2 separate regions of the Mus musculus genome follow, and region 1 is linked to region 2. Evidence: chromatin contacts called from ENCODE Hi-C or POLR2A ChIA-PET data. All regions are on one chromosome and are shown on one strand. The core of a region is the stretch at or near the end of the contact, and the rest is flanking DNA. Distances in the headings are between cores, read along the strand shown. Region 1 overlaps Adam23 (a disintegrin and metallopeptidase domain 23). Region 2 holds the start of Adam23 (a disintegrin and metallopeptidase domain 23).

Region 1 (3,071 bases), core at 520-3,019, 33 kb before region 2:
GGCTCCTTTCTCTATATACCCTTTTATTTGCTATAATAGAAATGACAGGCATCCTGCCATGCTATCTGAATGAGTCTGCAGTCCTCCATTCCCCCAAAGGAATCTTACACAAGCACATTTAGCAATCAGGGGCTAAAGTGTCTCATCCTGTATGATAAGCACACACTAACTAAAGATTTAAGCTTTCCCACTTCTCCTGCTGCCTGAGAATCAGAAACAACCTGACTGCAAGCACAACTATGGGCTAACCAACAACTTCATACCATGGATTTCCCCACACTCTCTGAAACATATAAGAAGGGACCCCTGCTTAGCCTTGTGAGTCTCAACTCTCTTCAGAGCTCCACCATACCCATCTGTTTATCTGTGGTATTGATTCCTCTAATAAACATCTTACCCAAAAAGGTAATCCATCTTACTGTCTCTCTTGACCTTTCAATGCCTGGATGTACTTCTCCATCTCCTCCATCCCCACCCCCACACCCCTACCCCATTTCTCAATATTTGCCTTGCTGATGTAAGACATGATCCGCATGTCTTACAAGGTAGGTCTCCAACATTACCCCTTCTAACATGTATTTTCATATTCCTCCTGCCTGAAGAGCTGCCTCTCCTTGGTGTGTCAGTTAGCCATAAAAGTGGAATTTTGAGGTGCATGTGAGATAAGATGCTGTCCCTTTAAATGCCTCCTGGCATCCTTTTAAGTTGTTTTGTTATTGTGATCACATCAGGCACCATTTTAAACCAAGAAAAACTGCTGACTTTTACTCCAGGTACCCAAAGTATAAACTTTGTTAATTATAATGCTAAATTCTGTATATGAGGATTGACATTCTCTGGCTACAGCCACCCACCATTTTTTTTGGTTTGGTTTGGTTTGGTTTTTTTTTTTTTTTTTTTTTTTTGAGACAGGGTTTCTCTGTATAGCCCTGGCTGTCCTGGAACTCACTTTGTAGACCAGATTAGCCTCGAACTCAGAAATCCGCCTGCCTCTGCCTCCCAAGTGCTGGGATTAAAGGTATGTGCCACCATTGCCAGGCAGCCAACCAACATTTTTAAACATGTGATTCATGAGAAAGCTTATTCAACGACTCCTACTGAACATGCTCATGAATGTGAGAGAGTCTATGAGACAACGCCTACCAGCATGAATATGCAGTGTCTTCCAATGAAATCCTAGCCTTCTGTGTGCAAAGAGACAGTGCCTGTTGAGCAATTAACCTATTCCCCATGCTGTCCTTGGCTACAGATAAGTAGCCTTTCTTCACTGACTGTCCTGACTGTCTTGGTCACACTACTATAGCATTCCACATTAACCTTTAGCACAAGACACCCCACACTCTTCTAAAGTTATTTTTATCTCTCTATCAACCATCCCCAGCTAGACTCAATCCCTCAAGCAAGGATATTCATAATAGGTATTCAATCTGATTCTTCTGCATGTTAAATGTTAGGTAATTCCTGGTCTGCCTCTGTAACTCTAAATACCCTGGGCATCCCATCAGACCCTTTCTCAGACATCGCTTCTTTGACTGGGAAGTTCTGCTGCGGTCATGCTATTTTACTATTCAGAATACACAGCATTTGATGCAGCCGTGGTGGTGCAATGTAAGCAGAGCTGCCCTCCAAAGTCCACTGCAGTACTGACTGCAACCTCCTCTTCAGGCAGCATCAGATATGGAAAGGACTGAGACAAACTAAAATTAGCCTCATCCTGGTACTCAGCATAGCCGACGACTTGGCAAGACAATCTCTTATGCAGGCACACTGCTGACATAGCATGGTGAACTGGAACTCAACCAAAGGAGAAAACCTGCAATATCTTTAACACAGAAATTCTGAGTTCTGCTGATTCATTCTGACTTAAAGCTGCAATAACACTTGAGTAAGGAGCACCCAAGCTTACTCCGCAACTTTTTTCTGCAGAGCTGACAGAATTTGGCATACAAGAAATTTAATAGTCTTCTGCGATTCCTCAGATGTTGGCTGTGGTCACCTGCATTACAGTGTCTGGTAGCATTAAGTAATTATTTCTTATAAAATGTAGTCCTGTTTAAATTATTGATGAGAGCTGAAAAATCCTACCTAGTGTAAAGAGACTCATATGGGAAACCACCTTCACCAAAGACAAGAGCGTTTGTTCACACTTTGCACGGGAACACCTGTATAGATTGTCCCAACTTAGGAAAAAGCATTTAAATATCAACATAAACACAGGCATAGAGACAGTGGGATAAATTTTCATCAGTACAGAGTTTCAAAGAATCTACATCAATGTGGAATTATGAAGCAAAGAACCTTCTCAAACTAGATACACATGAATCATTGCTTGCTTTCTTCTTCCTACAGAAGTCATATGTGTTGCATTATAAAAAGTAAAATGGAATAAATCTCTAGACTTAAGTCTAATTATGCTTCAATCAGTAATCTGTTATGCTTCTTATATAGTAATTACTACAGTTAGCACTTAATTAACTAGCATTACTTCAAATATTTATTCTTTTTAAAATTACAATATGGCAAGACTAGGCCCCTCAAGAGTCAATCATAGATCAGAGAGGGGCTCACAGGGCCCACCCCTCCTTACTGAACTATTGGCTATTGATGGATTCTGAGGGAGAGGTGGTGATTGTCTATGGTATGCACCAACTGATATGCCCATCAGACTCCAGTGGATCGTTTCAAACTCCATGGTCACAGATCCAATTCTGGTTAAACTCAGTGGGTCTCAAAAAAAGAAAATAAGATATGAATGTGGAAAGGAGACTTGAAGGGGAATAGGATGGGGTGGTTATTTGAGGTGGGGAAGAGATTAGAAAAGGTGAGGTTACAGTAATCAGAATATTCCTTATATATGTACAAAAGTCTGAAATCAACAACTCAGTAAGAAGTTATTAAGAATCATAATATATAAGTTCTCTATTTGGGAACATCTTAAATGTCTTATTTCAGGGAAGTAAAATAAAGATGCACCTACTATTTAGTCTTCCCTCTCTTCTTCAAGTATTCTTTGCCAAATAATGTACGAGAAAAAAATCAGTTGCTTCAGCAGAGACACTGTTTTGATGCAC
Region 2 (2,793 bases), core at 70-2,569:
GTGTGTGTGAATGTAGAAATATATATATGTGTGTGTGTGTATATATATATGTATATACACACACACATATATACATACATATATGAATGATTTCTATTTCTTTCTAACTTTGAGATGAGAAAAAAAACTGTTTTGCCATAAAGGGCTATAGTTGCTGGCAACTTTCCAAATTCTTTCTTTTTTACTGCCAAGGCCAGCTTTCTGCTTTCAGTGACTTCCAATCACCAGTGTGCTCAACATTGTATTATTCTGATTGCTCATTATGACAAGCATTTTGGGAAAACACAGCCAAAGGTCATGCGCAAAGAGTGTCTTGGAGACTTTCATTCTCTGGTCCCCAAATTATGCCTCTCTCACCTTAATTCCAACAGTAGGGACTAAACCTGGTGGGGAATTTGAGGGATCAAGCATTTGTCACTATTATTGCATGCCCCCCACCCCTCCGCATTCATATGAAGGTTCCCCAAGGCAAAAAGCAACTTGCTAGCTCACTGCATCTTCCTGTCACTGGAAGTTACATAGAGAGCGCTAAAGGACTCAGGAGCCACCAAATACCTCTGGGTGGAACCCACAGTCACTGGAATGGGTCTTTAGTGAATGCAACAGAAACGGACTTCCAAAAGTGAACCAGCATGAACCTGGGCTTGGGACGGACAAGGGTGGAGAGGTGGACAGGGAGGCGCTCGAAGGCCAGGCTGGGGACCCACTCGTCCGGGTTACACGCACCTGCGTGCCCTTCTCTCTCCTCCCCAGGGCCCCGCGGGGAAGGCAACGCAAAGGGCACCGGCCATACCCACCGCTGGGCGCAGCGGCCCCCCGGGCACGGGGCCGGGATGAGGTGGCGAGCGCAGGTAGCAGGAGAAGGACGAGGAGCAGGCGGCAGGGCGGCGCGCGGGCCGGCACCGGGCCGGCGGGGCAGCGGCCGGGGCCGCAGGAGGCGCCGGGAAGGCTGCAACCCGTCAGGGTCGGCCGCCGGGAGATGCTGCCGGGCGGCTTCATGGCTCATCGCTCCCGGGCGCCGGTCCGAGTGACCCGCGAGAGAGCCGGGCTGGGCTGCGGGGCGGCTGCGGGCGGAGCCGGTCACGCCGGCTGGGCGCGCATGCTGCGGCCGCGGGCAGGGGTCAGGGGCTGGGGTCTCGGGGACGGCGGCGCGCCGTCCTCTGCTCTTTCCGCCTTTCCGGGAGCGGCCCGCAGAGAGGGGTCCCCGCCGCTCCACCAACTTGGAGCCTCCTCCAGTGGCTGCACCCTCCCAGTGGCGGGCGCGGCCGCACCAGTGACTGCGGGGGTTGCTGCCGGGCCTAAGGATGCTGAGGAGGCGCGCGCAGGAGCGAGCGGCACGGGCACGCGCGGCGCGGGCGCGAGACTCGGGGACGCGCAGCGCGGTACTGCACCCCACCCTCCGGGAGCGCGCCCGAACGGGGTTTCGGGTGCGGATGCTGATGCTCTTGCAGATGCTGATGCTGTAGCCTGCATGGGCCGCGCTGCGCATGCTCGACTGTGGGAGCCCTGGGGGGGGGGGGGGGCAGAGTGATGCAGCATCCCAGGCAGCATCAAAATAGTTGGTGGCACCTCCAAAGACCAGAGGTAGGGGAGAAAGAAGTTTGCAGTCAGGGATGACCCCAAGAGGAAAGTGCAAGGGTTTCCAGGCCTGGGGCAAGCCTGATCTGGCAACAACTTGCCAAGAAAAGCGACCCATCCTCAACACCCACTCCTATACCAACTCTCCAGCGCAAGGAAAACTGAGACTATGCATTTTCCTTCTCAAACCTTTATTTATTTCCTTCCTTCAAATAAAGGGCTGCAGCCAGGGAGGTAAAAATAGCTGTGCTCCTCATAGCAGCGAGTGGGATGACAGTGGGAAGCACTGTGGTGCATCCGCAGGCTGGCGTCTGTGGGCACTGAGCCACTGGGATCCCCTTGCAGGGTCGTGGGTCCTCCCTCCTCGTGCCCATAGGGCTTTGAAGAGAGCTAAATTCAGAAAGTGTGACGGGCCATATTCTGGAATAGAAGAAATACAGAGATTAGAAAGCAACCGTGCAGCTATCTTAGGAAATCTATCGTTTGTCAACCAGCCTTGGGGGTGCGCAGGCATTTCTGAGAACACACTTCTATTTTTGAGATCCAGTCGTATCTTGTGCAGAGAAAGGGGGTATTTTCGCTCAGTGCTGTCAGTTCCCTGGTTTGGGTGGGTTAGCAGCCGCTACTAATTCTGGTGGTTCCTAATTAAAATTTGAGGCCCATTTCTATCACTGGACTCTGGTAACACCAACAGTAACTTATCCACTCTCCCAAGACTGGTCTGAGTAATAACAATGGTGTCTAACTCCATTATTGATATTTAAAATAGAGCTAAGGATATCTACTTGGAAAGGGCTGGGAAGGTTCTAGAAGTGTGTGATTAAAATAACAGTCAAGGCTGTTAGCCACCTTCTGTACCCGAGCTTCACGGAACGAACTTCTGGAGACAGACAAAGATGACAGGCCTGCATGCAGATCTCACACTGCAGAGCGGTTGAGGTGTCAGATATTAATTTTAATCTCTTCTTTCCACATTTGAGCATGAGTATTTATTGGACACATGGATTTAATTAATTAACCAATGTTCGTTCGCATGCACACACACACACACACACTCTCTATGCGAGCAGCAACAGTTTTCATTCACATTGTAACGCTAGGTCCTAACATGCTATCTAAGGACCAGGGAAATCTCTTGGATAATACATGGCCAATGAGTAAGCCAGGAGATTGTCTATAATATACATCCTGAAAAGGGGGTACGGAGACCTCGTA

The links. A loop is a pair of places that touch in the nucleus more often than their neighbours do. ChIA-PET counts read pairs that join two places held with the same protein, here RNA polymerase II (POLR2A).
Region 1: a loop to region 2 is called in a map of left cerebral cortex, with 2.8 times the contacts of the local background. The contact joins the enhancer-like site here to the promoter of Adam23 in region 2. A Hi-C loop is called at or near these places in 1 of 37 maps with a recorded cell type or tissue (left cerebral cortex). POLR2A ChIA-PET finds 5 or more read pairs at or near these places in 1 of 5 experiments (embryonic stem cell).

The regions. Positions count from the first base shown.
Region 1 is chr1:63,477,812-63,480,882 of GRCm38, reverse strand. All of the region lies in intron 3 of Adam23 (a disintegrin and metallopeptidase domain 23), which reads right to left. Among named protein-coding and RNA genes, the nearest start is that of Adam23, 33 kb to the right of the region's middle. Within about 2 kb of position 1,769, at least 1 of the 3 ENCODE cell types and tissues checked has a DNase peak (open chromatin) inside an H3K27ac peak, as active enhancers do; it is left cerebral cortex, where a contact is called at or near this core.
Region 2 is chr1:63,444,417-63,447,209 of GRCm38, reverse strand. Adam23 (a disintegrin and metallopeptidase domain 23) reads right to left here and starts at 1,319. Exons shown (of 26, transcript NM_011780.3): 1 at 798-1,319. The coding sequence starts at 999.